2 separate regions of the Homo sapiens genome follow, and region 2 is linked to region 1. The links are chromatin loops, found by intact Hi-C in ENCODE. Cell type or tissue: Panc1. All regions are shown on one strand. Links, peaks and the distances in the headings refer to the core of each region. The heading gives the core; the rest is flanking DNA. Region 1 has its middle 370 kb from the start of LINC02109. Region 2 has its middle 250 kb from the start of LINC02109.

Region 1 (16,819 bases), core at 3,428-11,427:
ATGAGAAGTCACTCACTATCACAAGAACAGCAGGAGGGAAACTGTCCCGGTGATCCAGTCACCTCCCACCAGGTCTCTACCTTGACATGTGGGGATTGTGGCGATTACAATTTAAGATGAGTTTGGGTGGGGACACACAGCCAAACCATATCAGTGATTCTATATTTTTGTCTGTTTCTGTGACTCAAAACTTTCTAGACAGCTGCTCAACTTTATGCTTTTTCTCTTGATTCACTTACACCTTTGATTGCCTATGAGATATGAATTACCTTTATGATGTTACGAATCACTTGGCTTTCCTAATAGGTATTTCATTCAAGTTCTTCTCTGAGCAATTCTTTCTGAGAACTCTGTGTAAATCAGGTTTATAGAAAGCCAGTTGGAAGGCAGAAGACATAATGCCAAACTTAAAACAAAATTTTCCCCCAGCTATCAGCTTCCTCTAAAGAAGTCTTCGCTTTCACCTAAATTCCTAGTTTATTTTACTTAGTGGGAATGCATTTTTTTTTGTAATGGAACACCCCTTTTATCTGTGCTCTAAGAGGGAAGAAACAAGAATGTGGGGCTGATTAGCACAACTATTTTTCTATATATAGATTTCTAAATAATGCCCCTGTTTACATAAATGTTTCTCACTCTGTCTTCTCTGTGGTCTGTTTATTATGAGCCTGACATCTCTTAAAACAAATGGGCATATTGGTTATTACTCACCAAACAACTGTATAGTCTTAAATTGTGGCAGTATCTAATATCTTTATTTGTAGACCATTTCTACATTAGCTTCTGTCTAACAAATAATTTAACTAAATTTCCCCAACTAAAAATCTATAGAAAAGTTACAAAAACAGTGCAATTAATAAATTTCTACTCTTCACCTAGATTCATCAATTATTAACGTTTGTCTCACTGGGTTTATATCTCATGGAATACATTTTCATACTATTTTGTGTGTTGCTTTGCTTAGTCTTACTTGCCTTTGGGTGTTTGTTTTGCTTTGTTTCTTAACAGATTGTTCAATTAAAATCATTAAGTTTTAGGGCAATTCCAAAGCCTTCGTAACACATTTTTTAAATTGGAATGGACTTCCTTTATTTCCAGTCTGCCTCTTGGGTTTATTTTTGCATCTTACTTCCATTTTTAAGGAAATATGCTTATGTCTCGCAATTACCCAGATCCAAGCCCCCTTCTATCCTCTACTGACTCTGCTGCTATAGACACTATATCTTCTCTTACTGACAGCATATCTTCTTTAACCAGATGTGTTATCATCTTGGAGTCCTCAAATACTGCCTAGTATTTTTGCTGAGATCTAATATGTGTGTTGATTTAAAAAAACACAAACTCATGAATTCTGCCAATTCATGCACTAAAAATATCAGAACTTATAGGAGGAAAAATGATATGGCACAGTAATTAAATCTTTGACAGCCTCATAATCAGGGCTTCAACTGAGCTTGTAACTATCCTAGTAATTATACAGCATATTAAAGATTCACTGGCATTTCCACCCAGAATCAGCCAGTCCATCATTTGTAGAAAATCCAAAATTTTATGCATTTTCTTTGGAGACTGTCCCTTAGGGTAGCTACTCAAAAGAAGCATGAATTCCATCACAATTAAAAATCTTGTAGAGTCTACCTTTCTATCATCAGGTTTTATTTAAGCATTTTTTAGCACAGGGAAAATATCCTTTCATCTATTTTATTTGTGTATGCAGTATCATAGTATCACCAAACAGTTTGATGTCATAAAAAGTGGTGCAGAGTTTTTGGCCACTAAAATGGTTACTATGACTCAGAAAAGAACCTTGACAGGTCTTTTCAACTTTTTTTCTTTTTCTTTTTTTTTTTTTTGGTCTTTATGTATGGTGTTGTTTAGGCTTTCTCTTTAATTATGAGAAAGGGTATCCTTGATGACTTCTTAATTTGGGTAAAATTATTTAAATCTGGGAAAATTATGTTTGAGACTTTGTAACTTCTTTTTATACCCTTATCATTTCTTTATAGGCAGTGTCATCAGAACTAATTTGCATGCACCATAGCAAATGAAGGGTATTTGATCATTCCACATTGATGCATTCTAGTTGACATCAGTATTTGGCCCCATTCCTATATGAGCAGATGATTCCTCTTACATAGATCATCATCTTGCCACTGCAGCTCCCCTTTCTGCTCAGTAATGAAAAGAAATAATAATTCTTCCAAAACAAGACTTTCATTAATTTCTGCCGCTTCCAATATAGTTAAATCAATTGGCCTTATGGCTGCTGTGCTTCCTTCTAGGACACTTTGAAAAAAATACATATGGATATTTACTTCAGTAGCAATGTGTACTATATGAAGTGCAGGTGGTTGGTTTCTAATCTGAAGTTTCTGCCTTCCTTCTCTAATAGAGTTACATTTATTACGCTTTAATTCATTTAACTACATATTTATTTATTTGTTTTAATATTGTAATAATAGTAGGAGCATTAAAATCACCGTCTTAGAAAGATTGCTTTTTTGTTTTTGAGTTCTCGCTAAATTTGTTCAATGTCATGGCAAACATATATGAAACTATTAATAACTTATGGTATATTCATAACTTTATGGATAACAATGTGTAGACTACAAAAGTATTTGGTATAACCAAGGATGAAAATAACATATGTTGTAAAATTGAGGAGGAACAGAATTGTATTGGACACTGTCATTCACTCTTTTTTTGCCTTAGGAACCCAGCTTTTTTTTTAATTATGAGAAAGCATAAACTTATACCTTGAATAGTTAATTTGGGGCCAAGCATCTGAATTCTGCCTATTGAAATATGGGAGAAAGGAGTGCACATCACTTTCCAGGTTCAGCTTTTACATTTTGTAATGCAGTATTCTCTATTATTTCTTCCCTTTGCATGGCAAAAGTGAGAACAACGTGGTTGAGATTGGGCATACCAACAACAGAAGGACCTATGGCAGAAATGGCTAATTCTAACAGCTTGCGTTGAACTCCGTGTTGTGGAAATGAATGTTTAGTGTGCCCATACAAATTAGCTTTAGCATGACTAATGCGAAGACAAATTGCAAGAGCCAGAAGGCAGAAGTATAAAGATGGAAATAGCTGATCTGGAGACACCTGGAGGAAAGAGTTGACTATATAATATTAACATCCTTTACTTCTGCCCTATTCAGTGTGGTTGGCTACTAACCCACACCATTTTATAACATCATAAATTACTTCAAATGTGTTTTTTCCACATGAGCATGCTTAATGGCTACCCACAGTTTCTGTGGATCACTATAATAGCCATGTAAAAGTGCCATCTGTATGCTTGTCAGCAACTGCTGTCCTCAAGAAGGTTTTATTTTCCCTTGTTAGTAAACTGAACTTTAATAAGAAGATATAATTAGCAACAATAAGAATCAAATTTCCAATTCTTATAATATTTTAGAAGTAAACAAACACTGATAAATAATTCTTTATTTCAGATGCCACAGACATGTGAGAAATGGAACTTTTGACAAGATCTGTGAAAAGAATGGTATTTTATTGTATTAGGATTCTCCAGAGGGACAGAACTGATCGGATATATGTGTATATGAAAAGGAGTTTATTAGGGAGAATTGGCTCACATGATCATAAGGCAAAGTCCCACAATAGGCCATCTGCAAGCTGAGGAAGGAAGAAACCAGTGGTGGCTCAGTCCCAGTCCAAAAGCCTCAAAAGTAGGGAAGCCGACAATGCAGCCTTCAGTCTGGCCAAAGGCCCAAAAGCCACTGGCAAACCGCTGGTATAAATCCATGTGTTCAAAGGCAGAAGAACCTGGAGTCTGATGTCCAAGGGTAGAAGGAATGGAAAGAAGCATCCAGCATGTGAAAAAGGAGAAAGCCAGAAGACTCAGCGAGTGAGATTATCCCACCTTCTTCCATCTGCTGTGTTCTGGCCACACTGGCAGACCACTGGATGGTGTCCACCCACATGAGGATGGGTCTTCCTCTTCCAGTCCACTGACTCAAATGTCAGTCTCCTCTGGCAACACCCTCACAGACCCACCCAGAAACAATACTTTACCAGCTGTATAAGCATCCTTCAATCCAATCAAGTTGACACCTGTTATTAACCATCACATTTATATAATGTGTATATAACACATTTATATAACATAAACTGATTTCCATTTATGAAGCATATTACGTGCTTACTACAAAAACATAAAAAAGAAGAGAATGTATAATTGAATTCCTATAAAGGGCATAGAGGTACCGAAAGAAATATCTCCAATACTTTTAGGATTCCTTACTAAATTTTATCTCTGTTTTTTCTATGTGAATTAACTCTTAGAAACTCCTAATCATACACGTTGACATAGCCACTGACAAATATCAGGTTTTTTAACCATAATACATCCAACCCCCAATCTTCTAGTTTTCAAAACAAGTCCTAGAAATGGCTTTAATTGGTTTATTTTATAACCATAAATATGGTGTACCATTGATTACTGTATCCAGTAAATTAACACCCCTGAGTTTAGGGGAAGAGCCATTCCCAAAACACAGATGGTGTGGCTCCCAGGTGGAGGAAAGCATCTGGGCAGACAAACCATCAGCAGGAGCAGGGATGAATCTTCTCAGTTTTTGGATGCAAGTTGTGCTTTCTGAGAGCTTTGTGTGTTGAGATCATCACTTAATGTGCCTCCCAGCATCTAATTTTTGTTGTTTTACTAAAAGTACATTGATTTCTCTGTGATGAACTGTTTCTGCCCACGCTAGCTCTACGCACATCAGATTAGGCATCCCTTCACCCTGGATAGGCATAATCCAAATTGAGGCTCCTTCTAAAAATGACTGATTCAAGATGAGTCAATTTCCAAGCAGCTATATTAGATGCAGTCTTGAAATTTGTAATGAAAATATAAAGAAAAATGGTATATCATTCTACTGGCCATGATAGAACAAAAACCTGAACCTACCAGTTGCAACTTTCTCTCCACTTGGAAAGAAAATGCCTGAAAATAAAGCAAACTCAGAACAAGTAGATACTAAGAGTTGAAGAAAAAAATCTGCAGGCCCAGCTAGCTACTCAGGTGGCTGAGGAGGAAGGCCTTGAGCCTAGTTTGAATTCAGCTTGGGAAACATAGCAAGAATATCTCTAAAATAAAATAAAATAATTGAAGATAAAGAGATTACTGATGATGGTTTTCAAGCATTTTGACCCAATCTTTTTAAAGTTTGACTTTTCTGTTGACTTCTTTTTTTTTCTGTTAACCAGTATGTTTATATTTCTGCTTAAGCTAGTTTGAATTTAATATCATGTTACTTGGAATTGAGTCCTCACTAATAAGTGAGGATGAGGGGAGGTTATGGTCCAATTCTCAGATGAAAATTTGAGTCTTTATTGACTGCCTGGATTTTCTTTTCATAAGCAAGTAAAGTAGGCAACACGTGATCCACAAAGACTCACCACTATGGACTATATCAACAACCCTATCCAACAGATGAAGGAAATTGGATGTAATAATAGAGTTGCTTTGGAACTAAGAATCAGAGATGATACTTAGAATGAAGAGACAGAAGTAACATGAGGTTGGTACAGCTTCCTTTTTCTTTGTCCATGACACTCCTAATTATTAAGCCATTTATTAAGAGTTTGAAAGTACCTCCACATGATATATACTTGCAGGTATTCCTGTTTTATTTTCATTTCTCTGGTCAAAATTCCTCTAGTACTATCTGAAATAACAGTATAGGTTATCCTAGATATTTGTGATAAAATATTTAGCTTATATTTTTTCATTTCTTCTACCCGGAATAGTTTACTTTCTACCTAAACCAGGTTATAAGGAAGGAAGGAGAAAGAAAGGAAGGAAGAAAGAAAGAAAGAAAGAAAGAAAGAAAGAAGGAAAGAGAAAGAAAAAGAAAAGAAAGAAAGAAGGAAAGAGAAAGAAAGAAAAGACAAGAAAGAAAGAAAAAGAAAGGAAGGAAGGGAAGGGAAGGAAGGAAAGAAAGAAAAGAAAGAAAGAGAAAGAAAGAAAAAGAGAGAAAAGAGAAAAGGAAGGAAGGAAGAAAAGAAAAAAGAAAGGAAAGAAGGAAGGAAGGTAGGAAGGAAGGAAAAGAAGAAGGAAGGAAGGAAGAAAAGAAAAAAAGAGAAAGGAAAGAAGGAAGGAAGGTAGGAAGAAAGGAAAAGAAAGAGAAGAAGGAAGGAAGGAAGGAAAAGACAGAGAAGAAGGAAGGAAGGAGGGAAGGGGAGGGGAGGGAGGGGGAGAGAAAGAATGGCCTGAAATTTAAGTCTAATTCACGGACTGTCTGAAATTACAAAAGTCACAGGTGTATTGAAGGGCCAAAATAAAGATTTTGTTAATGTTGAGAACATGTTGTATAAATATGATTATTACCACCACATATATCTTTTACAAAACTATAGTGTATCATAGTGATTCTGCAGTTTCAAGATAAAACTGTGAAATTTCCACTTTAAGCTTTTGTCTGATTTTTTTTCTTTAAAGAAAGTATGAATATGACTCAAAAGTGATTATACTGATAAATATATACTACATTCCACTATGAGCAATGCTTGTGTGCTATCCTTTCTTATAGGTTTGTTAACTGCTCAGGGAACTGATCTCTCAATAACTTATATTTTACAATAATATATGTAAAATATTGTTTAATTGTACCACTGAGAATTGAGGACTTTACCAATTCCTAATATAAGCTTAATATATAATTAGAATTTGTTTTCATTTTTTCTCCTGTACTATGAGCTGGCTAAAACTATTGTTCTCACTACTTTTTATGTTGGAACATATTAGTTTGAAACAATCCCTGATTTTGTTTTTCAAAAAAGCAAAAGCAAAAGCAACTGAGATGCTTGGAGTGTGTAAGAATGCAGTAAAATGTTCAGTTAGTTGCTAATCCACTGGAGTTAAGTGCAATCTCTGGAGGTGCTGAGCATGATCTAATACTGCAGCCTTCTGCCCAAAGAGCATCATTACAGTAACAGCCCTGCCAAATATTCTCTGCTTTTCACTTACACCTAATAATGCTTCTAAAGATACCCCTTATAATGTTACTTAGACATGCACACAGGTGCTCATTGAAGACTTTGACTTTAAAATGAATGCCATTTACAATGGCAACACATTTGGCAAACAAGTGAAAACTGAAAAATGCCAATGAACAGATTGAATAAAGTATTCTGAATATGCATTTATTTTTTTTTTCTTTTTTGATGTCATATATTTTGAAATGGACAGGCTCATTCATATATATACATCCTGCACATTTTACTTTTCATAATCAGAGACAGAATATCATAACTATCAGTCATAGGATCTTTGTGAATTTATGCAGATGGGCTGACTTCTTTGATAATTTCTGGTATCAAAAAGAAGTGTTAGGTTGCTTATGATTCCTGAAAAAGTTATTGCAGCAGCACAAATTATAACTCAGTATTTAAAAATCAAACATTTCTTTTTGTCTTTTCTTCTCATCTCTCTGTTTTCAGGCCCACGTGTTCTTCACATGGCTCTGAAAACACGGAAATGAAAAGGAAAGACAAAAAGGAAACTAGTCGGGATGTCTTCACAATTACTTATCACTGCGCACACTGAATCAACTGTATGTCCCTACTTATAAATAAACAACTGCCTGTGAACAGTAAAGCTCTTCTTTTACTTTCTTCTTCAAATTATGATGCTTTGAATAGTAATTGAACTTGGCTTCTAGAGATTATAATGTAAGAAGAAACTGTATTCCTCATTTAGTGGGAAGAATTCTCAAAATGATTCCGATAACTCACCTTTGATTCTCAACCCCTTTGATTGCAGATGGACCCTCTAAATATGAATGTCATTCCTGTGAGTGTGGCACATTATGTGGCAAAGAGAGCTTATCTAGGCGGGGTTAACTTAATCAGAGGAGCCCTGCATGAGCAGAGTTTTCTCCAGATGGTGGCAGAGAGATTCAAAGCATGAAAATGATTCAAAGCACCACTGCTGGCTTTGAAAATGGAGGGGGCAACATAGACCTTAAAAATGTTCCCAGCTCTTAATGTTCCCATACTTGACTCTATATAAGGTTTCTTTCTGACTATAGGCCCCTTACTTCCATTTTCTTAAAGCATTTATTTCAGAAAATTTCCAACTGTAAACTCTTTATCTGCTCTATTCAAATGTGAATCTACTATAATACAAGAATAGCTTTATCAATAATCTGGGAGTTATTCCTTTGACATTTAATCATATAAGGAGAAAGAGATAGCATCCTTTCCTCCAAGTCCTTGTGGGAGGGTAGGAGCCCAAGTTCAATAAGTGACAATAGGCAAACACAGGTGGCCTAATCACATTGACCAACCTCTCCACTAACATCTTCCAGTAGTTTTCCATTAACTCACTCCAACATTTAAAAATCTTCCTGTCTTTTGCTTCAGCAGAGTTAAATTCAATCCTTCTCGCATAGTTTAATAATCTCTTTCCATTATTCCAATAGTCTTGAATAAATTCACCTTTGTATATTTCACTAGTCATGTGTAATTTTTCTTTTATGGTATATAAAAACTTGAGAATGACATCTAGAAGCTGAGAGAGATGTCTGCAGACAGGCAACTAGCAAACAGGGACTGAAGTTTTCCAGCTGCAAGAAATAGATTATACAGACAATCTAAATGAGCTGGAAATGAGTTCTTCCCCCAGAGTCTCAACATGAGTTCAGCTGAGCCAACACCTTGATTTTGCTCTTGTGAGACTCTCACAGAGAACCTAGTTGAGCCTACGAGGACTTCTGACCTACAAAACTTATTTAAGCCACTAAATTTGTAGCAATTTGTTACAGAACAATAGAAAGTGAATGTGCCTTAGTGGAACCCAAGAGAATTTTAAATTCCCTGGTTTGAATATAGGGAGTATAACAGAGATTGAAGACTTTGGGGATACAGTTTTGGCCATGCCCTAAATGGCACAGAATGTTTTCTAACTACCTTAAATGGCACAGCAGATTTTGTTTTAGTTTTGTTTTTACCTAAATCAGGTACTCCAATATAAAAAAAATTTTTTTCACTGTTTTGGATTTTGATAATTTTCTGAGCCAACTTATGTATTCAAATATAATTATTATCCATTATACATAATAAACCACACTTTAATAAAAAAATTCTATTGGAAATAAGTAATTTAAATAATCATATGTATTTTAACGTGTCTGATATTGGTATATACGTAAGTTGGAAAGATTTGTTATTACTATGGCATAAAATAGGCAAATATTTGGTGTTAACTTACTTTCAGATAAAGAATACTTTTTAGAGTCTTTAAAGTATGTCCTTTCAGATAATCTGACACAGATTATCTAAGGAAACAGGAAAACTAAGAAGGCCAATTTTGAGAATTCTTCAAAATGCTTCCAAGTTTGTGTAGTATGGAATGATGTATTTTAAATCTGACAGCCTTTATAATCCTAGCACTTTGGGAGACCAAGGCAGGCAAATACCTTTAGCTCAGGAGTTAGAGAACAGCCTAGACAACATGGAGAAGCCCTGTCTGTACAAAAAATGCAAAAACTAGCTACACATGGTGGCGTGCACCCGTAGTCCCAGCTACTTTGGAGGCTGAGGTGGAAGGATGACTCAAGCCCAGGAGGCGGAGGTTGTAGTGAGTCAAGATCACGCTACTGCACTCCAGCCTGGGCTACAGAGCCAGACCCTCTCCCAAATATATATATGTATATGTACACATACATTTTATATATTTAATATAGGTGTATATATATTATTTTACATATATTTATATATATATATAAATAAAGCCTTTCAATTGCTCACGTCTGAAATCTTTTTGTTAAAATGTCATTCTTTCAGCTAGAAGACATTCCTATGCTTAGCATGGATTTTGGTCTACAATGAATGTAATTCATTAGGTAATCAACTAGAGTATATTAACAAAATAATTGTTATCATAATTACATTTAAAGTTGAGATTTTATGGCTTCATTCATGCAACAGAGAGCACAATCATCAAAACTATTTATTGAGTCATAACCTAGCTCATATTTCCAAGAATGTTACATGTTTCTTTGCTCCAAGTATTACTGTGCAATTAATTCTAGGAACAATGCATTTCAAATTGCATTGTATATTTTATTAGACCAAAGGGAACTGAAGTGCTGAACCTCTTCACACTTTACACACTAGTGTTCCTTTGTTAAAACCATTCTATAATCATGCCAAATGTTCACTTGCCACACAATCAGATTATGATCATTGAGTTTGTCATAGAGAGCCTGAGACATGGAGCCAAGAAATGATTTTCAAGCCTTCTTTGTAGCTTTCTATTGTTCCATCAGAGAACCTTCTTAGAAGATCCAGTTTTCAGACTATGCATTGTTATTTTCTTAAGCCTTTCCAAAAGGCCCCTTCATTCTTATTTTTAGATTTGGTTAAAGCTTTCCCATAGCCTTGAAATAGAAGCCCTACCGACATCATACATTTTAAATATACCAAGATGTTTTACTGTAACAATATGAGCCACATCTTTTTCTCAGTAGCCATTTTCCTTTATTCCTAATATCAAATGTAAACTACTCAAAAATGAATAATGTCTTGGCTAAAATAAGTTTTTGTTTTTGTAATCATAGTTACACTCTTAAACTTCCAGAAACAAATTGTTAGGGATATTAAACAATGCTGATTGAATTCTAGTTATTTTAATGAGGAATACCCCCTCATTCTTTTCACCAGCCTGCTATTTACTGAGCATCCACTGTATTCACAGCACTATTACAAGCACTTATGGATTTTAACTAAAAGAAATATCCATCGCACTGTTTCATGTGACAAAGAAAATGGAGCTCTAACACATTGTGTTTATCTACTTGTGTTAGATGACACTTACTGAGAAAATTAACTAAGTCATGCCTTACAGAGGTAAAAGGAAAATGAAAATGTAGTTAGAGAAATAAGGGTGAAAAATATGGTGAATTTTGGAGAACTGAGCTATAAAGTTGCCAATAAATTGAGTGATTTAAAATATGTCATGTTATTAGAAGATTACCTGACTCTTAATGACTGTATAATGAATGTAAGTTAACTTTAAAATTATTAATATTTTTCTTAGCATGAAAACTAAATGTTAAACATTCGAAACATACTTCACTATTTGCCTTATATTTGTGATTTTTTTCTACTATTCATAAGTTCATTCGCTTAATGAAATATGAGTTTTAAGTCAACTATCTGCAAAGTGTGGTGTTAGTGTGGCGAAAAAGCAAGAAATGATCCTTGCTTTTATGACTTCTCAGTATAATCAGGAAGATTGACAGCAACATAAAATTATTTAGATAAATTAGGGTATAATTCTGACATTTTCTCTAAAAAAAAATGAAAGAAATATGGAAATAGGCCCAGGATATCTTGGTTGAAGTAGAATATTTAAACTGGACTCAGAATCAAAAAGTGTCCCTGGCTAAGGAAAGAGCAATCATGAAAGACCTGAAGCAGAAAGAAAGGAGCCTTGTACATTTGAGGGGATAGAAATATACCATTGTGACAGCAGCCTCTTTCAGAATTCTGAGAATGAAACAGAAAAAGCTGAGAAGTTGACATGAGGCAGTTAGCACCTTATAGAACAGGTTAATGATTTTAGACTTGAGGCTTAAAACAGAAAATTGCTGCAGGGTTTTAAGTTTAGAAGTGACATGATCTGAGTCTTTTTATGAACACTTTGGGTATGCATAGAAATTCAATTGGTCTGGAGGTGGAGTAATTGTGGGAAGCCTATCTAGAATAGTATAGTTATAGGGGCTCAAGCTGAGTTAAGTAAGTGGCTGTTTAGATAAAGAAAAGACTTCAGGAATATTTAATATGTAGTAAAAACAGGAATATTGAATTATTAGATATGCTACTGGAGGGAAATGCAATGGTTATAAGGGCAAACTAATGGTATAAAATCAAATTAACCAGGGAGACAGTATACAGTAGGATAAAGGAAGAAAAAGTCTGTGGTATTCATTATGAAAAAACTGGATAATGGAAAGTTTTCCATAGTGGATTCAGGCCCACAGCTCTGAATTTCTATGAAAACAGCGTAGAAAATAGGTAGGAAAATGGAGAGAAGTTTGTGGAGAGGAAAGAAATGGTAACGAGTGAATGTTAAGAGTATAGAGTGAGGCAGGAAAGTGTCCAATAATTTTAGCCTCAGATGTTATTAATGAGTTGATTTAAAAATTTAGTAAAATGCTGCCAGATTGAAGTAGGCCATGAGGGAATTAGGCAAAGAGGAAGTTCGGGGTACATGGGGACAATTGTTTGTAGAAGTTTGCATGTGAAGGATGATAAATCAGTGGGAATGGTAAGCAAAAGAGGAGTTTGCCTAAGATGTTACAAATCTGTCAGGGTATTAGTGTTTGAAAATAGGTCACCCATTACATAAAGTGTTTCCAAATTTCCTAGCATTCAGAAGACACTGAGTAATGTCCCACATCAATAGCTTGACTTTTATTTATGTGTATAGTTTACCAATATTTCTGACAAATCCCAAATAATTTTTTAAGTTTCTGCAAATACCTCTTGGCCATTTATTAACTAGCTTCTCCCTCTTCTATGGTAAACTACGCCATTTTGAATCAAATGTGGATTTGGGTAACTTAAAGTACACAAAAATTAAAGTTATGGTGTTTAACAAAACTTAATAAAGGTCTCTGGTCAACATAGGCAAAGCACAATTCAAACACTGAAATTTTTATATTGCATACTAGATAATACTGGAAATTCTTAATTGATACTCCACTAGAGATCTTCTAATGTGGCCAATTTTGCTTACTTCCTTACCTGCTACCTTTTTAGAACCGCTAACCTGTTTTCTCCCAGAGATAGTCGTATTGATTATTCCCCTGAATTTGTAATCCTGTCTTTCCAATGACAGGCATTGGACCAAAGAGAAGAGAACAAAATTAACATTTTATTTTTTTCATCTCTGCTTGTAGGCTCAACTTCTATCCAACTTAAGAGAATCTGTAAAAATTCAACTAACATCAAAAACAGACAAATTCTCACATTATTAATCTGAGCAGTTTTGCCTCTCGTGGAAGTTCTCCATTCGTATTCTAGTCTATGATTTCCATATTATGTTTGCATAAACACAGAAATCATTTACTAGTTTTTGATCTTAATAGGTTTTACTCTCTATTAAAAAGAGAATGTGGCCAGGCAAGGTGGCTCCCGCCTGTAATCCCAGCACTTTGGGAGGCCGAGACGGGCGGATCACGAGGTCAGGAGATCGAGATCATCCTGGCTAACACGGTGAAACCCTGTCTCTACTAAAAATACAAAAAATTAGCCGGGCGTGGTGGCAGGTGCCTGTAGTCCCAGCTACTTGTGAGGCTGAAGCGGGAGAATGGCATGAACCTGGGAGGCGGAGCTTGCAGTGAGCTGAGATGGCGCCACTGCACTCCAGCCTGGGCTACAGAGCGAGACTTTGTCTCAAAAAAAAAAAAAAAAATGAGATTCATCCTTACAAGTAAATTTTAATTTGTCCGCTGGAAAAAAATTCAACTATTTGGAATTTCAAAACAGAAATTTTCATTTTCTTTCTATACATTATTTCATTTGCATTACAGTCCAATGTTCTACACGTGTTATTATGTTATACTTGAATCAGTTAGGGAAGTCAAAATTATTCCAAAGAGTATAATGAAAAGATGATATACTTTAAAAACATAATGGAATCTTTGGAAATAATGATAGGAAAAAGTGACTCAGAGTTGATCCTGAGAATATAAGCAAGATAAACTTGAAAAATTTCAAAGATACATTAGTACTTCTAGAGGAAAAAAAAATTGGTAGAAAACTATTAATACACTAATCTTCACCCTCAACCAGTAAAAAAATAAATTCTTTGGAAAATGAAAAAACTTTGGAGTTCATTTGCATCCTAAATGTATATCTTTATAAGTACCTATTTAAATCTGTGACTGTGATTTAACTACTGGCTACACATTTCACTCAATCATTGAATTGTACTTCCTTCAGTAACAATAAAACACAGCAGAAGTAAAAAGTTCATTTGTAACCGTCAGCGGTTGGGTTGTAAATATCAAATAGTAAGATGAACTACAGTGCAACTGACTTTACTGGAGAAAAATTTAGTGGCAATTTTGTTTACTTCCTCATAATATGTGGTAATAATTGGCCCCGTAGAACTTCTTTAAGGCCATTTATGATCATAATTAAAAGAAGTATTACTTTAAATCATTAATCTACAATCAGCCAGCTTTTATTCATAAATCAAAATGTCCTTCTCAACCTGATTGGTCTAACCTTCAGAATGCATTTTGCAAGTCCCCGCTTGATTCAAAGTGGTCTTACATCCCTAGTGAAAGTAATAAGTAAAAATTATTCTCTAACCCAGTTTCCCTGAAACTGTATTTATCTTTCTCTAAACCAACTTTTAGAAAAAATAAGTAAACTAATAAATTGTTGGTTTGTAGGAGGTAAGACAAAATGTTTTGACACATTTTTTCTTTTCTTTAATGATAGAATCAAATAGTTATTTTTGATGCTCAATGGAAGCAACCTGAATATATCACAAAACTTAATCCAGGCTCAATTTCACTTTATGTAAAGAAGGTCTAGTCTAAGCCACACCTACCACCTACAAATCAAAACTCAGTATTCAATATTTGGGCAGGAGGAAAGAAATTTCCGATAAAAATTCTGAGGTAGATTAAACAATAAAAAAACAATAAAAGTGGGACATATGGATAATGGTTAATAAGCCTTGACTATTAAAATCAGTATATTTAAAATAGAGGAATTTAAAATACAGAATCAATAACATGGTATTTTGAAGGAAAGATGGTAACAGAGTCCAAGTGTTTAGATATCCTTTTATTCAGAAGATATCAGGTAGGGTAGCACAGTTATTACAGAAACGAATGAAGACACATGTTGTTATTCTGACAGTCACAGTGGGGTCAGTAATTCCGCAGTATAAAGTAACTTCAAAATTTTGCTTGCTTGACAAATGGAAAGTTTGCATTTCGTGTACATGTCCTACGTAGATCATTAGATCAATCTGCCCTTGGAGTGACTCAGGGATGTGAGATAATGGAGGCTTGTTGACATGAGCATCTGTGATCACCAGAGCTGTGGGAAGTGCAAGCAGTAAATTATTAATTGGCTTTTAAAGATTCGGTTCCAAAGTGAGCCATATCACTCCTGATTATACCACAATGATTATACCACAATGGCCAAAGCAAGTCATATGGCCACAGAAAACGTCAAAAAACTTTTTTAATAAAGAAAACTTCGAAAATGTCTACCATGTTTCTTTCTGCAAAGAATAAAGCTGGAAAAATTGTTTGAACAACTTGGATCCTTATCACAGTTGGTCTGTCTGTTCACTAGATATTCTGGTTAGGATTCCTCATCCAGGCAAAATATACTCTAAATGTTTTATCCAGCCCTAGATCCAAAGACCTGGAAGTGAATGGGGAAAGAAATTGTCCCCACATATACCAAATGGAATTGGAGGAATCAGGACAATGAAACTGAAATACTGTCTTTCAAAAAGAGGAATAATGAGAGAACAAAAGATTTTATGGTTAATAGCAATTCTGTAATTCTGGTCGGAATTAAAGGTGACCTATTTTATGGCGGTGTTTCGGACATATTCTTTGTTAGAGGTCCAGATCTTCTCTCTGGGAGAAATTCCTAAATCTACTGTTCCCTACAGTCCTTATTTCTATATAAGAGAAGAGGAGGGGAGAGGAGGGGAGGGGAGGGGAGGGGAGGGGAAGGGACTAGAGGGGAGAAGAGGAGAGGAAGGAAGGGAAGGGTCTTCTTTTTCCACTACTTTCTTTGTCATATCTGAAGTGAACAATGTGCCCTCCTTAAGAGCTGAGATGTTTGTCGTTTACTTCCTATTTGTAGACCATTAACTCAAACAATGTTATAGATATCGAGATAAAGAGATATTTTATATCCAGAGTTCTGGTTATAATGGTAGCTTCCCTCTCTATATACATGGTAGGCTTTTTATTCCATTCTACTTAGGTTTATGTGCCAATAAAAATTCATTTCAGCTTTTTAAAAAACAAATGTCTTGCAATATTCCTCTGCTATTTTGTGCTCCAAAACTTCTTTTTCTTTCTCAAATTAAGTTGCAGAAACCATGAGACTATCAGACTTCGAGGTCAAGGTGCACCTTTAGTATCATTTCCTGAATCATTTTTATTCCAATTGAAAGAATCTATTGAGCTCTCCCATAAGCCATTCAAAAGTATTAACAATAGAAAGATGGGTAATACCCTTGATTTGATCCTTATAGAAAAGTTGACTCTGATCCTCCCTTGTTATCAAAGTACATCTTAATAATATTTCATATTATATTGTGGTCGAAAATTTTTTAGGTCTCTGAGCTTTTTGACAATATTCTATTTCATTTCTGATTATTCATTTGTACATTTGTCTCTGAGTTCGTCTACTGTAGTGATATTTCGTTAAGTACAGTAAACATCAAGGTATTACTATATCAAACAAGATATTTCAAGAAGATATAACTCAGATATGAATATGGAATTGGGCAATCAGAAATGAAATAGAACGTAATCTGTTCCCAGACTCTTCCTACATTGCTACCTGTTGTTCCTTATGAACCTGGCATTATACTTGCATGCACACACACATACACACATGTATATTTTATGGTGAGGGTTTTACTAAATATTTTGTTATTGCCATAGTAATCATCTTACAGTGAATTGCCATCTTTCTGCTACCCATTCCCTTGCCCCTTAGCTTCTTGCATTTTTATTTATTTATTTATTCATCCATTCATTCATTCATTTATTTATTTT
Region 2 (16,819 bases), core at 5,096-13,095, 120 kb before region 1:
TCTCTTTATGTGGAATTGTTCCAATATATGTCGTTGTCCACTCATGACGTCTGACCTTCATAAAATCCCAGAATGCAGCATATTGACCTAATGTTACAAAGTGCCCAGACTTTGTTACACTTAGATTATTCAATTTTTTCAACATATAAATTATTTCCATTATTTATTTATTTAATGCTACAAATTATCTGTAATGTGTCAAGTGTCATGTTCTATGTTTAAAGTTAATATGCAAATGTAATACTGCAAAGTTGGTAGGTGAACTACAATACCAAAGATCTGTATTTTAAAACCCTGAGGGGCTGTACTGAAAGCAATTATATAATATAAATCTAAAATTTAAAAATTACACAAAAATTATAATTATCACAGTTCCATCCTTAAATATAAGAAAGGTGACTTCTGTAAACTACTGTGATCTACAAAAAACTCATAGATTGAGATATAATTAAAATTATATTAGCACATATTTCAGCCAAACAAAATTACATGAAACTTAGTAAACCTACAGATAGGTTGATCAATTATACTTCCTTAGGTTTATAAACTCACTTTAAATGAATCTAAAAATCATATAAAACATTGACATATGAATGTGCATTTTAAGGAAAAAAGTGGTCATAATATATTTCTAATGCCTCTGAGGAAGGTACTGGCACTTAAAGTTGGTTTTAAATATTTTATAGTGGCCAGGCGCGGTGGCTCATGCCTGTAATCCCAGCACTTTGGGAGGCCAAGGCAGGCGGCTCACAAGGTCAGGAGATTGAGACTATACTGGCTAACACGGCGAAACCCTGGCTCTACTAAAAAAAAAATACAAAAAATTAGCCAGTCGTGGTGGCAGGCGCCTGTAGTCCCAGCTACTCGGGAGGCTGAGATGGGAGAATGCCGTGAACCCGGGAGGCAGAGCTTGCAGTGAGCCGAGATCTTGCCACTGCACTCCAGGCCGGGCGACAGAGCGAGACTCTGTCTCAAAAAAAAAAAAAAAATTATAGTGACCCACTACAGCTATTGGAATAATCTTTGTCAATCTATATGTGATTGATTGAGGTTGAGTTTGAAAAATTTCAGGTAGTTCATGGCACATGTATTTCAACACCATTTTTCCAAGTCATTGGATACCTACCGTGCATTTTCTGTATTTTCAGCAGTAATATTGGCTCAGCCTTGAGAGTTAAGAATGTAAGTTGATATAATAGAATAACAATTTTAATTATTTAATATTTTTAAATACAACCCATAATACATTTATCGAAGCAAAATTTTAATAAATATTTTTGAACATTTTTGGCTCTTAAAAATGTCTTTTAAGTGATCTTTTTTTAAATTTTAAATTATTTGTCATTTGTATTATAGTTTTGTTAAATCTTTAAATTGTTTTTAGCATGAGGTATTACAGAGTCATTCACTCGGTTATTAGAATAAAGTATTTGTTATCAGAGTTAATATTTAAAAACAAAAATAAGGAACAACTCAATGTGATGTTCCAGTATGTGCTAATAAAAATATACACATCACAATAGTACCCACTTTCTTCCCTAAAAATATTTGCATTACTATGTGAGAATTTATAAAGACAACAATTCCCATTCACTTAAAATAATGGATGTTGAACTAAATCACAGAGGCAGTGACAAGGATGTGTTGCTGTCGCTCAAGTGAAATTCCTGATATGACACTCTCAGGTGGTATGGGCAAGCAGACCCTCTAACACCTGCCTAAAATGTAAATAAGATATGTACACAATAAAGCCCATGCTAAGCAGTGTAAATATCACGTCTAACTAATTCAACTCCTAAAAATTAATGTCTTAGAATTGACCTTTAAGCCCAGTGGTCCGATGGGAAGAAAATGCTAATTAATAATTTGATTCTTCTATGCAGTGTTATAACACTGGCAACTATTCACTTATTTTGAACACCCAGCCTAGATTAAAGTGGTAATCTCTATGTGTAAGGTAAAAAATAAATACTAAAATTAATAAAACTACAGTAGAACCATGTGTGGTTTGGCATCCAGTGATAGAATATAAGTGAATATTAATACAGCTGGGCAGTGGAATAATCTCTTAGTGTAAATGTGTTATACAACTGTGAAAAAGAATACTTCCGATGCTCTGGGCATTGCTAGGTAATTCTACTCACTCTGTCTTTAGATTCTTGTCACATATATTTAAACCACTTCCCATTTGGGTACAATTTCTCCAGAGATGTAGACTAAGATTCTTGTTCCTCGTATATTCTGAAACTGCATGTCAGATACTGTGACTAGATTCAGGCAACGACTTATCTTCCTGAATAAGATGAAAGGGCTTTTCAAAACCCCTTCAACCAATTTTAACCACCACTGTAAGCTTCTGCATAATGGCAGGTATTCTGGAGTTGTTGCAAACATAGTCTGATCCAACTATTAATTCTAATTTGTTAATGCCCTGTTTTTCCTTTTACCTGATCCCCTAAAACTACCTTATTTTCTGACCATTTCTGAGGCCTGCTGGCCTGCTTGTCTAGTTTCCATCTAATTTGTAAATCCCTAAGATCATTAATTAAGTTATTCATTCACTCAACACGTATTTCTTAAGGACCCACCATGTGGAAGTGTATATGTAAATATCAATTCTTGCAATTATCTATTGTTCCATCTATCCTCCTTCCATCCATCATTTATCTGGCATCTATCTATTTATCTACCCTTCTAAATACCTATCATCTTCTAATACTTTCAAGTTATGAAACATATAGTTCTTTTTCATTTTGTATCAAAAGATGGCATCTACTGGTGATATTTAAAATTACTACCAAAGTAAATGAAATTCAAAGAAGTTTCTATTTTATGACAACTGAAAGTAAGTGTGGAAACAAGAAGTCCTCCAAAAAAATCAGAGATAATTATGACATAAGGAGACTTTGGTCAGAATGAAAGTAAGTGTCTTTTGTGCTTTACATTTAATTTACAACTATACCCTCTTTGTTAATACAAGGCATTATAACAATCATAATATTTTGCTCCCTAGAAACACTGACTTTTCTTTTCCCATAGTTCTCTGTACATTTTTGTCTTTTAAAGACCTGATTATGTCTAGATAAGTCTTATAAAAATAATACAGAAAAACACACGGAAAAACATAGAATATTTTACCTACTTTTATATAGTGTCTGGCCTTTACTAGCATTTGCTTCCTGAATCAAATGGGTGATATTCATGCAAGAAAACAAAAAGAGCAATGACAAAAATCCCAACTAACAGGACTAATGACACAATAACATAATTGGAAAATAAAAGTAAAATATAGTTTTTGAGAAATTTCAGGGAGAACTACAAAGAGAATTTTAAATTTATAAAAGGGGTTTAGCATGAATTAAACTGTAATAAAAATTGGAGAGGCTGAATTATTAGAGGGCCACAAAACAAGAAGAGCAAAAGAATATATGAGAATATTTAGCAAGAGTATGTGAAGTTTGGTGTGGTTGGAAATATGTGTTGTTCAAGATTGAATGGGAATTAAAGGTAAAGTGAGAGTCTTATTCAGTCAATGGAGAAAAACTTATAGTTAGAAAAATTCTGTTTGTACATAGGCCAATATAGCAAAAAGAGGTGGAAAATTAGCAGTACTTGGGATAATATGTAAGTTATATTATTTGTTCCACTATTAGCTGACTAACCGAAGAGTGTCATCAGAAAATTTAAAAGTAAAGAACAGAGATGACAATTTAGAAATTTTCATAAAAATACAAGGTTAAATTCTGTACCAATCAACTGGAAACTTACATCTGGAATCTAGAAGAATGATCAAAGTCAGAGGTAAATATTGGGGAGTTATTAGTAGATACACAACAAATTATCTTCAATATTAAAAAGGAAGAATAAGTAGTGGCTAGAAAAGTATAAGGACTCAATTTGGGGTCATGACTGTCATTATTTTTACTTTGAGGGAAATTGGACAGTGAATAAAACTATGAAGTGAGGGAGCAAAAAAACTGAAAGAAAAGAGTGACAGAAATCAATGGCAAGGTTTTCCTACCTTTCTTCTCAATGTTAATAATCATTAAATCAGTCATAAAAGCAGACATTTTCTTTTTTAAACTATATTTTTATTGTGGTAAAATACATATAGCATAACATTTGTTATTTTAATATTTTTTATTTGTACAATTTACTGCCACGAATTACATTCATAATGTTGTACAACCATCACCACTATCTAGTTCCAAAATTTGTTATCAACCCAAACCCTCTACTGTACTCATTAGGCAACAACTTCCCAATTCGCTTTAACCCCAGCCCTTGATAACTTCTAGTCTATATTATGTCTCTATGAATTTTCCTATTCTAGATATCTCATATACATGTTCACTCTTCTAAAATATATGTTTCTTTATGTCTGGTTGATTTCACTTAATATATTGTTTTCAAGGTTCAATCATGTTGTAGCATATATCAATGCTTCATTCCTTCTGATGATTGAATAATATTCCATTGTGATATATACCCCTTTTATTTATTCTTCTGTTCATAGATGCTTGTGTTATTGCTACCTTTGTGAATAATACTGCTAAAATATTGATATGCATATATTTGTTTGAGTCCCTAATTTTATTTTTTTCAGATATACACTAGGAGGGAAATTGCTGGTCATATAGTAATTCTATGTCTAATTTTTGGAGAAATCACCAAACATTTCTACAGCAGCTACATCATTTCACATTTCCACCTACAACGTACAAGAGTTCCAATTTCTCTGCATCCTTGCTAACGCTTGTTATTTTTCATCTTCCTGATTATAGCTATCACAGAATTTTTGAAGTGGTGTGATTTTGGTTTACATGTTTTCCATTTTCTATTTCTTGAGCATTTTTTTTTCATGTGCCCATTGACCATTAATCAATCTTTTTTTTTTTCTTTTTTTTTTTTTTGAGATGGAGTCTTACTCTGTTGCCCAGGCTGGAGTGCTGTGGTGCCGTCTCGGCTCACTGCAACTTCTGCCTCCCAGGTTCAAGTGATTCTCCTGCCTCAGCCTCCCAAGTAGCTGGGATTACAGGCACCTGCCACCATGCCTGGCTAATTTTTTTATTTTTAGTAGAGATAGGGTTTCACCATGTTGGCCAGGCTGGTCTCGAACTCCTGACCTCGTGATTTGTCCACTTCAGCCTCCCAAAGCGCTGGGATTACAGGTATGAGCCACCTCACCCAGCCCATTAATCAATCTTATATGGAGAAATGTCTATAGAAGTCTTTTGTCCGTTTTGTTGATTAGGTTCTTTGTCTTGTTGAGTTGTAGAAATTATTCACAAATTCTGAATATTAACCTCTTGTCACATATTTAGTTTACAAATATTCTCTCCCAATCTGTGGGTTGTTTTTACTTTCTTTATAGTGTCCTTGGTGCACAAGTTTTTTTTTTTTAATTTAATGAAGTCAAATATGCCAATTTTATCTTTTGTTGCTTATATTTTTAGTATACTTAAAAATTATTGCCAAATCCACCACCATGCAGATTTGTCCTAATTTTTTAAAGAAGTTTGTAATAGTGACACTTAAATTTAGATGTTTTATCTGTTTTGACTTAACTTTTTAAATGTGGAATAAGGTAAGGGATTGACTTCAATCATTTGCATGAAAATATCCCATTTTACCAGCACCATTTTGCGGAACAGACTGTACTTTCCACATTGAATGGTAAAGTCATGTATTGAAGTCTCCAACTACTATTGTAGAATTACATATTTTCCTTTTTAATTCTTTCAATTTTTGCTTTATATATTTTGCCTCTATTGTTTGGTATGTATACCTTTAAAATTATTTTATAGTGAAACTTTCAACAATATATAATGTAGTTTTTTCTTTTGGAAACATTTTTTATTGGAAATCTATTTTATCTGATATGAATATAGTCATTCCAAGTCTTTTGTGATAATTGTTAATATAGAATATATTTTTTCATTATTTTACTTTAAATTTCGTTGTGTCTTTGCATCTAAAGTGATTCTTTCATACACAGCATATAAATGAATAATGTTTTCTTTTTCATACATTCTGCCACTCTCTTAACAATCTTATAAAAATTACCTCTTTTTGAATTGTATGTGTATTATATATATTTACAGTTATCATTTTATGCATGTGTCTTTTAAATCATATAGGAAAACTATGAAGAGTTACAAACAAAAATACAATGAGGTTGGCTTTTTTACTTACCTACATAGTTACCTACACCAATGTTCTTAATTTCCTCATACAGCTTCAAACCACTGTCTAGGGCTCTTTTATTTCAACTGGATGAATTTCCTTTAGCATTTCTTGTAAGATAAGTCTATTAGTAACAAGTTCCCTTAGCTATTTTTTTTTAATACTTGAAGGACAATTTTGCTGTATGTAGAATTCTGGGTTGACAGTTTTGTGACCCAAACCCTGGACTATTTACAGTACTTTATATCAACCCACTGCCTCTGTCCTCCATTGTTTCCAATAATAAATCAGCTGCTAATTATATAAAAAATATTTTGTATCTTACTTTTCTCATGTTGTTTTTAAGTTTTTTCTGTGTTTAGCTTTTAATGATTTGACTATATTTTGCCTGAAATTTGCCGAACATTTTTAATGTGCAGTTTTATGCCCTTCATTAAATTTGGGAAATTGTCAGCCATTATTTCTTAAAATAGTCTTTCCAACTTATTTTCTCATAGTCTTCCTTCTGGGACTCCCATAATGAATACATTGGCCTTCTGTGTAATGTTCCACAGGTCTCTTATGATCAGTTCATTTTTTAAAAAAATCGTTTTTCTTTCTGTTTCTCACACTGCATAAATACTATTGTCTATCTTTAAGTTCACTGATTATTTCTCCTGATTGCTCATTCTACTGTTGAAACACTCTTGCGAAGTTTGTGTTTCACTTATTATACATCTCTAAAGAGAAGTATATTATACTTTTCTTGTCTGCACTAGAAATTCTATTTGGTTCCTTTATATATTTTATATCTTTATTTTGATGTTGTTATCACATATATTATTTTGCTGGTTTCCTTTAGTTCTTGTCTATAATTTCCTTTAGCACTTTGAGCAGTTTTAAAACATTTGATTTAAAGTCTTTGTATAGAAAGTCCAATGTTTGTGCGTCTTCAGGGCCTACTTCTGTGAATTATTTTTTCCTTTGAGTGTCCAATACTTTCTGATTTCTTTGTATGGCTTTATGATTTTTGGCTGAAAATTGGACATTTCTAAATTTTAATGGACTAACTCTGGCAATGAGGTATTCTCTTTCCCCAGGATTTGCTATTTTGATTATTCTAGGCTTACTTTGTTTTGGCTAAGATTTCCTTGCATTACAGGGGAATTTTTACCTGACTTTTATTGACTCAGCATTCAATTATTGCTCTAAGACTTTGACTGTTTTACAAACTTAAGACAGAGTTCTCAATGTTTCTGATATGTTTATTATATTTCTGATGAAACACAGGAATTCAGAGCTTCCCACTCCACTATTTCCCTGGTGCCACTCCCCAAAGTGGGCATTTAAAAAATATTCAATCAGTCCTTCTTCCTAGAAATGACGTATGGATCTTTATTTGCTCATATGATTATATTATTCCTAACATATTTCAGCAGAACTTTAAAATTATAAAAGAGCTGTTTATGTTCACTCTGTAATTGCATTCTTAGCTAATGTTTATAATAAGAGATTAACAAATAAAGGTAAAATAAATGAGTAAATTTGTTTTTTTGCAATAATTACTTAAAGGCTAAACTTTTTGATCACAGTGAAATGTTGATTTACTTCAGATTTCTATATTTTAGATTATTGAGGGCATGATTTGAAGCCAAAATACATTTATTCCCATATAAAATATGAAACAGTTGTTTTTTTTCTGTTGGGGCTTATTGAAGTAACAATTAGTATGTCTTAGTGGTAAAAATGTGCATTTACAATTTTAAAGAAAACATAAAAACATACTTTAACTCCTGGCCATGTGATATTAACTCTTATTTCCCAGAATGCTTTTAATGTGATTTTTCCATCTAAGAATTATTTTGTATTTACTTTTATATTTAACTCCCAAATACCAATCAAAGAGCAACTGGGCCAACAGCATTGTAACAAACATCATTATCAAGACAAAGGAATCTACATGATGGTCTTTAAAAAAATTCACCCCCAAAGAAGTTATGTTTAAAAAAAATCAGTTTGATTCTTTCACCAACATTTGTTACACTTTGGGTTTTCAAGTTATTTCTGGGCTATACAGTTCTTTCCAGACTACCCTGTAGCAATTTGAGGGTCTAGTATCACTTTGTGTTGGGATCCAAAGATCCAGAAGAAGCTTAGCGCTGTGAGTAGACCACCTATGAAACCATCACAAAAGCTTAACCCACCCTTGATCCCAGAATTTTTATGAATGCTTACTGAAGAAAATTCTCAGGATGATTCAGAGGCCTCTCATAACTTCTGCTCCAAGATGTCGATAAAGAACCTTAGTAACTTGACTGTCAATTCTGGTACCAAATTCCCAACTTGTCTTCATCTGTTAGAAGGTTTACCTCAACAACACGGTAGAATAGAAATGATTTTCCAGGGTATCAGAGATGGCTGGCCTTACAGGGGGAAAGGAGTAAGAACACAGTTATCTGTGCAGAAAGAAAGGGTGGTAACATTGAGATACCTGTTAGTAAACAGATTTTCTCAGCTTCAAAGAGAGCTAACAGACACGGGGCTTAAAAGAGTTCAGATTGAATTGAGAAGGGAACCATTCAGATCTGGCTGCACTTTCTGCATGCACTAGGAGGGATCCTTCTGAGAATGCTAGAATAGGGAATTATGACACTGAGCAGATTCAGCCATCAATTTTATTCTTGTACTTTTTATTCTTGCTGGTAATATTATTCAGCAGTTGAGAAAGCTACTCTATACTATTACAGACTGTATAACAATAATTTTGATAATGAGTTCTGTTACGTATTTTTCTTCATATATCTTTTCCTTTCTACCATGATACCAGTAATTTATAAGGGATCTGTATAGTTTGAATGTATTTGAATAACTTCAATATACTTTAGCTCTACTGTTTGATTTGACCAAAGAAGCATCAATAGGTCCTAAGTGTTCCCATGTGTCTTAGAAGCCTGAAGTCAGTGAGATGTAACCCAAGGTCAAGAATCTGTAACAAAGTAACTTGGGGAAAGAAAACATTGGGTAGTTTGGCAAGAGCATAATAATTTGATTTTCTGGCTTTCAAAAATTTGAATTGCAGTAAAAGAAGACTTCCGTGTGTTATTTTTTTTCCATCTTCAGTAGCAAGTAAATGTGTGCATAGAGAAACAATAAAATTGATATATTCAAGTATTTTTAAAAATCAAATGTAGAAAAATAAAGCCAACCTTTACACTTACTCTATATATTCAAGAAAATACTTTGAAATGCCCAGAGAATATGTGTAAAATGTGAGATGAAGCTATTATACCACAAGATGGCAGATTAAGGCCACTAAACTGATATTTTTTGCAATAGTAAGGTTCTATTTTCTCTTTCATATACATGCTGACTTTTTATAGAACTTTTAATAAAAAGAATACAAACTATGCATAATTTGGATGTAAATTGATCATTAGAACTCCAGTCTATGGCAATCATTATTTTTCAATTGAAAATCTCTCTCCAATTTTGCTTAAGATATAATAAATATTTTGTTACTTAATTAAAAGTTATTTTATGTGATTTAAATATCCCTGTAAGGATTTCTATGAAAACTTTAAACTATTATGTATTCAATAAATATCAAGGTATATAAAACAAACTTTGGCTTTATTTCTGGATAAAATTGATTTTTTGACTATCCTTATGAACCATGAGACATTCAGAGCTACTAAAAACAAATAAAAATAAAAACAAGAATTTTAAAAACATCATTACTTTGGTATCAGCTTATTTTAAAATTATGTTGCCATTGTTTAAACTTTCTAATTTCTGCATTTATGATCCTTTCTAATCTTGAATACTAAGGCCTCTGATACCCTCTTATGGCCTTAAGTTTTGCTTAAATGTATGATGCAACTGTACTCTTAATTAGTATCTGCATTGTATTTGACATACCATCACAGAATCAAGGAAATTACATTATAGATATAAGAAAATCTATAGCAAGAAGATAATGGTGCTTCCAGATATAAATCGCAACTGGTGGGAAAGTTCCTAAGCATAAATAAAACCATATATTCAGGATAGCAAGACGTCCAATGGGGCTTTGTCATAGAATATTCATGTGATTATCATAGCTGGAGAATGAGGCTGAGAATATGTTTTGAAGGACAATCTATTCCCCCCAAAAAAATACCTGGATGATCTCATTGATGTTAGAAAACTTAAAAAAATGTTAAAATAGAAGATTATTATAATTTGATTTAATATTTATAAAAATCAAACTTCCAACCCTATGGAAGATGATGTGGACTGCAAAAATTGCATTAAGCAGCAGAATTTGGCTCACGGATATACAAATTAGGAGCCTTTTCTATTATTCCTCATAAAACATAAGGAAGAATTAAAAGGTGCCTGAGATACTGAAGTAATTGAATGGGGAATTCTTAATTAATCAGCTAATTATTTAAAAGATCATTTATTCATTTAAGAAATTAATTGAGCACCTACATTATACCATGTGTATTTTATTTTATTTTAAAATTCTATTTATTTATTTGAGACAGAGTCTTGCTTTGTCGCCTAGGCTTGAATGCAGTGCCATGATCTCAGCTTACTGCAGCCTCCTGAGTTCAAACAATTCTCCTGCCTCAGCCTTCTGAGTTCAAGCAATTCTGCTGCCTCAGACTCCAGAGTAGCTGGGATTATAGGCGCCTGCCACCAGGCCTGGCTAATTTTTGTATTTTTAGTAGAGGCGGGGTTTCGCCATGTGCCAGGCTGGTCTGGAACTCCTGACCTCAGGTGATCCGCCTGCCCCGGCCTCCCAAAGTGCTGCGATTACAGGCATGAGACCCTTGCCCGGCTGCATTTTTAAAACTTGGAGTTACAGTGTTGAAAAATAAACGAAGTCCCAAGCATTACAGAGCTTACTTACTACCTGGAATATATCCACACCAGCACCTCACACCCCATTCTCAGGAACATATTTTAAAATGTCACATTGTGGAGGAAACAAGAAATAAGTGAGGGAGCTGTTTGAATATTTTTCCTGTGATGAAACGTTCTAGGCAGAGGGAACCAAAAATTGCAAAAGCACCAAAGCAAAAATAAACTTATGTGTTTTGGATACGTTAGAGAGACCAAGTTAGTAGACAGAAAATAAAAAAAAAAATAAGATAACTTTTAAAATGAACTAATAATTTATGAGTCAGCATTGTGTCGCATTGGCTATATAGGTATGAACAAACATAACCTTTTGTTTAGAGAGAATTTACAGTCTAGGGAGGAACTTGCTATATTGAAAGAGGAGTATAAACCAATGTAGGTAAAAAGAAATGTCCAGGAATGTGAGGAAGCAGGAGAGTCAAGAACCGCGTCTTCAGTGGTTTCTTGCTAGAGTCAGCTGTTTTTTAATAATCCCATTAACCTAGATAAAAATGCCAGGAGAGAAATGCTTATTGATGAGGCATGATGGAAGACTGGCAGTAATGACTGCTGCTTTTAAAACAGAAATTGCCAGCCAGGCGCAGTGGCTCAGGCCTGTAATCCCAGGTCTTTGGGAGGCTGAGGCGGGTGGATCACGAGGTCAAGAGATCAAGACAATCCTGGACAACATAGTGAAACCCCGTCTCTACTAAAAAGACAAAAATTATCTGGGCGTGGTGGTGCACGCCTGTAGTCCCAGCTACTCGGGAGACTGAGGCAAGAGAATGGCGTGAACCCAGGAGGTGGAGCTTGCAGTGAGCCAAGATTGCGCCACTGCACTCCAGCCTGGGCAACAGAGTGAGAATCCGTCTCAAAACACACACACACACACACACACACACACACACACACACACACACACAGAAATTGCCAATACTATGGAACTACTTGAGAAAGATATTAGTGAAAAATTAATCTTAGAAGAAATAATATATATGAAATTTTTAAAATACAGCATATAATTAGAATAAGGGAACCACACTGTCCTATAAGGTTAAAGGTTAAGAAAAAAGAGAAAGTTGCTTGGAATATATACCCACTGATACAGGACCTCAAGATGAGTAGGATTTTGGCAGAAGTGAAGTATGCTAGGGAGAGAGAGTTCCTCAAGCAGGAAGAATAGCATCGAAACAGGCATTTTTTTAAAGTGCAGGAGACTGGCTGTTTTAACAACAAATGATTTGCTTTTGCCTGATCATAGGTTATAGATTAGATTAATATTTTATTACAAATTATTTATTTAACTAGGGCAGTCTCTCATTAACTCACTTAGCAATCTTACATTTTCATCAGGCCTGCCTGGTGTCAATATATTTTCAACTTAATTTTTAATTGAGGTGTAGTTACATAAAGTAAAGTGTACAGATCTTAAGTGTTCAATCTGATGAGTTTTGACAAATGTGTAGCCATTATACAAAATAGATACTGTAAATTTTCATCTCCTCCAAAAAAATCCCTTGCTCCCCTTTCCAATTAGTCATCCATCATGTCGCTCTGCTGTCCCGCCTAAAAAGCCAACAGTTTCTTCTTTCCGAAGATCCAGTTTGTTAGTTCGTCCGTTGTAGAATATCATGTGAGTAGAATCATGGAGTGTTTTACTATTGTGTTTGCTCAGCATGTCTTGACATTCGTCCACGTCATTGCATGAAGTTGGATTTTTCTGGGATTTTTTACAATTACATCTTAAAACATAGATGAGCTTTTTAATCTGTGACTTTGCATTATGTTTTTAATGGTCACTCTAGAATTATACATCCTTATATTTCCACAGTTGACGTAGTGTACTTTGTTAACTTTGTACTATTTCACATAAAATGTAAGATCCTAGCACTTTGGGAGGCTGAGGCGGTTGGATCACGAGGTCAGGAGATCAAGACCATCCTGGCTAACAAGGTGAAATCCCGTCTCTACTAAAAATAAAAAAAAAATTATAAAATAAAATAAAATTAGCTGGGTGTGGTGGCGGGCGCCTGTAGTCCCAGCTACTCGGGAGGCAGAGCTTGCAGTATGTGGAGATCACGCCACTGCACTCCAGCCTGGGCAACAGAGCGAGACTCCGTCTCAAGAAAAAAAAAAAAAAGTAAGAATAAGTACATTAACTACCTCCTTCATCCTTTTGCTGTAGAATCAAATGTATTTTATCTGTATATACTATAAACCACACAATACAATGTAATGATCTTTGCTTTAAATAATTATATGCATTCCAAAGAAATTATTAGAAAAATAGTATTTTATGTTTATCCACACTATGTATTATTTCCAGTGTTTTTTATTCTTTCCTGAAGATCTGTGTTTCCATGCTGAAGAACAACTTCCTTTAGCATTCTTTGTAGCACAGATCTGCTGGCAGTGAATTCCCTTAGGGTTTTTCTTTTCTTTTTTTTTAAATCTAAAAATGCCTTTAGTTTGTCTTCATCATTGAAGGATATATTCACTGAACATAGCATTCTGGATTGACTGGCTTTTATCAAGCACTTTAAAGATATTATTCCAGGGACTTCTGGCCTTCATAGTTTCTGATGAGAAGTCAGTGATGCTTCAAATCATTCTTCCCTTGCTTGTAGCATGCAATTTTTCTCTGGCTGCTTTCCAGAGTTTTTCTTCATATTTGGTTTCTAAGAGTTTAACTATGATGTACCCTAGTATGATTTTCATTGTATTTTTTTCTCTGCTTGGAATTCACTGAACTTCTAAGATCTGGAAACTTATGTCTTTTACAAAAATTTGAAACATTTTCAGCCATCATTATATTTTTATGCACCATTCTCTCTTTTTAAATATTTTTTTCAGTAGCTTTTGGGGTACAAGTGGTTTTTGGTTACATGGATGAATTGTATAGTGGTGAAGTCTGAGATTTTAGAGCACCTGTCACCAAGTAGTGTAATTTGCACCCAATATATATATTTTTGTCCCTTTCTCTCCCTTCTACCCTTTCCCGTCTGTGTCTCCATAGTCCCTTTTGCCTTTGTGTACACTTAACTTAGCTCCCATTTATGAGTGAGATCATACAGCATTTGATTTTCATTCCTGAGTTACTTTACTTAGAATAATGGCCTCCAGCTCTGCCCAAGTTGCTGAAAAAGACATAATTTCATTCTTTTTTATGGCTGAGTAGTATTCCATGGTGTATGTATACCACATTTTCTTTATTTATTCATTGGTCAATGGGCACTTAGGTTGGTTCCATAGTTTTTGCAGTTGTGAATTGTGCTGCAATAATCCTACACGTTCAGGCATCTTTTTGATATAATGGCATCTTATTTTGCTTTGGATAAGTACCCAATAATGGGATTGCTGGATCAAATGGTAGATTTACCTGTAGTTCTTTAAGAAATTTCTGTACTTTTTTTCCATACAAGTTGTACTAATTCTTATTCCAACCAGCAGTATATAAGCATTTCTTTTTTACCATATCCATATTAACATTTATTATTTTTTGACTTTTTAATAATGATCATTCTTTCAGGGTAAGGTAGATTGTGGTTTTAGTTCGCAGTTCCTTGATGATTACTGATGTTGGGCATTTTTTCATGTTTATTGGTCATTTGTATATATTCTTTTGGGAAATGTCTATTCATGTCATTTTCTCACTTTTGATGGGATTTTTTGTTGTTTTTTATTTTTTGTTTCTTGCTGATTTTAGTTCCTGGTAGATTCTCGATGTTAGTCCTTTGTCACCTGCAAAGTTGGCAAATATTTTCTCCCATTCTGTGCATTGTCTGCTTACTCTGATGATTACTTCTTTTGTTGTACAGAGGAGTTTCAGTTTAATTAAGTCCCTTTTATTCATTTTTGTTTTTGTTGCATTTGCTTCTTGGGGGTTTAGTCATGAATTATTTGCCTAGGCTAATGTCCAGAAGAGTTTTTCCTAGGTTATCTTCTAGGGATTTTACAGTTTCAGATCTTAGATTTAAGATTTTGATGCATCTTGAGTTGATTTTCTTATAAGGTGAGAGATAGAAATCCAGTTTTATTTTTCTACATGTGGCTAGACAGATTTCCAAGCACAATTTATTAAATAGGGTTTCCTTCGCCCAGTTTATGTTTTTGTATGTTTGGTCAAAGATCAGTTGGTTGTAGGTATTTTGGTTGGTTTATAAGTATATTCCTAAGTGTTGTATTTATTTATTTGCTGCTACTGGAAAATGAATAGAGTTTTTAATTTATTTCTCAGCTAGGTTGTTTTTGGTGTATAGCAGTGTTACTGATTTGTGTGCATTGATTTTATAACCTGAGGCATTACTGAATTTGTTTTTTAAATCTAGGAGTCTTTCGGGGGTATCTCTAGGGTTTTCTACAATTTATTTGTTATACAGTTGAGATGGTTAATATTGAGTATCAACTTAATTGGATTGAAAGATGCAAAGTATTGTTCCTGGACATGTCTGTGAAGGTGTTGCCAAAGGAGATTCACATTTGAATCAGTGGACTGGGAAAAGTGACTCAATCTCAATCTGGGTGGGCACAACTAATCAGCTGCCAGCTTGACTGGCCAGCTTGGCCAGAATAAAAGCAGGCAGAACAACGTGGAAAAACTAAACTGGCTTAGTCTTTTGGCCTACATCTTTATTCTGTGCTGGATGCTTCCTGCCTTCTAACATTGGGCTCCATGTTCTTCAGCTTTGGGACTCTTGGACCTTTGACCTTGGACCTTTGACCACAGACTGAAGGCTGTACTGTTGCTTTCCCTACTTTTGAGATTTTGGGACTCTGACTAGCTTCCTTGCTCCTCAGCTTGCAGACAGCCTATTGTGGGATTTCATCTTGTGAGCGTATGAGTCAATACTCCTTAATAAACTACTATATGTATATATATATATATATATATATACTCATATACATACAGTAAAGTGTACAGATCTTAAGTGTTCAGTTTGATGAGTTTTGACAAATGTGTAGCCATTATACAAAATAGATACTAGAAATTTTCGTCATCTCTGAAAAAATCCCTTGCTCCCCTTTCCAATCAGTCATCCATCATATATAAACTCCTATATACATATACATACATAAATATGAGTTTATATATAATATAATATAAAATATATGTAATATATAAACTCATATATTTTTAGGAGTTCATTAAGGAGTATTGACACACACGATCACAAGGTGAAGTCCCACAGCAGGCTGTCTGCAAGCTGAGGAGCAAGAAAGCTAGTCAGAGTTCCAAAACCTCAACCTCAAAAGTAGGGAAGCCAACAGTGTTGGCATATTCATATATATATGTGTGTGTGTACATATATATATATATAAAATTAGTTCTGTCCCTCTAGAGAATCCTGACTAATATAACAATTATATTATCAATGAAAAGCAATGGTTTAATTTTATTTTTTCTAATTTTATGCCCTTTATTTCTTTATCTTGCCTGATTGTTCTGGCTAGGATTTCCAGTACTATGTTGAATACAAGTGGTGACAGTTTCATCTTGTCTTATTTCAATTCTCAGAGGGAATGCTTTCAATGTTTCTCCATTCAGTATGATGTTGGCTATGAGTTTGTCATATACAGCCTTTATTATTTTGAGGGAAGTCCCTTCTATTCCTAGTTTATTGAATTCTCATGATAAAGGGACGCTGCCTTTCTCAAATGCTATTTCTGTATCTATCAAAATGATCACATGGTTTTTGCTTTTAATTTTGTTTATGTGATGTATCACGTATCTTGACTTGCATATGTTAAACCAACCCTGCATTCCTGG

What was found. A loop is a pair of places that touch in the nucleus more often than their neighbours do. Peaks named below come from ENCODE experiments on the same cell type or tissue, not always from the same donor. Only the 100,000 strongest peaks of a DNase experiment are listed, where the experiment ranks them.
Region 2: a loop joins it to region 1, with 12 times the contacts of the local background. A loop is called at or near these places in 6 of 110 quality-filtered maps.

What each region holds. Positions count from the first base shown.
Region 1 is chr5:28,769,480-28,786,298 of GRCh38, reverse strand. No RefSeq gene overlaps it. Among named protein-coding and RNA genes, the nearest start is that of LINC02109, 370 kb to the left of the region's middle. In Panc1, for the core only: CTCF peaks have their summits at 6,755 and 6,956; a DNase peak (open chromatin) is centred at 6,958.
Region 2 is chr5:28,889,798-28,906,616 of GRCh38, reverse strand. It overlaps the pseudogene DPPA3P12. Among named protein-coding and RNA genes, the nearest start is that of LINC02109, 250 kb to the left of the region's middle. In Panc1, for the core only: no CTCF peak of the experiment used is centred there; no DNase peak of the experiment used is centred there.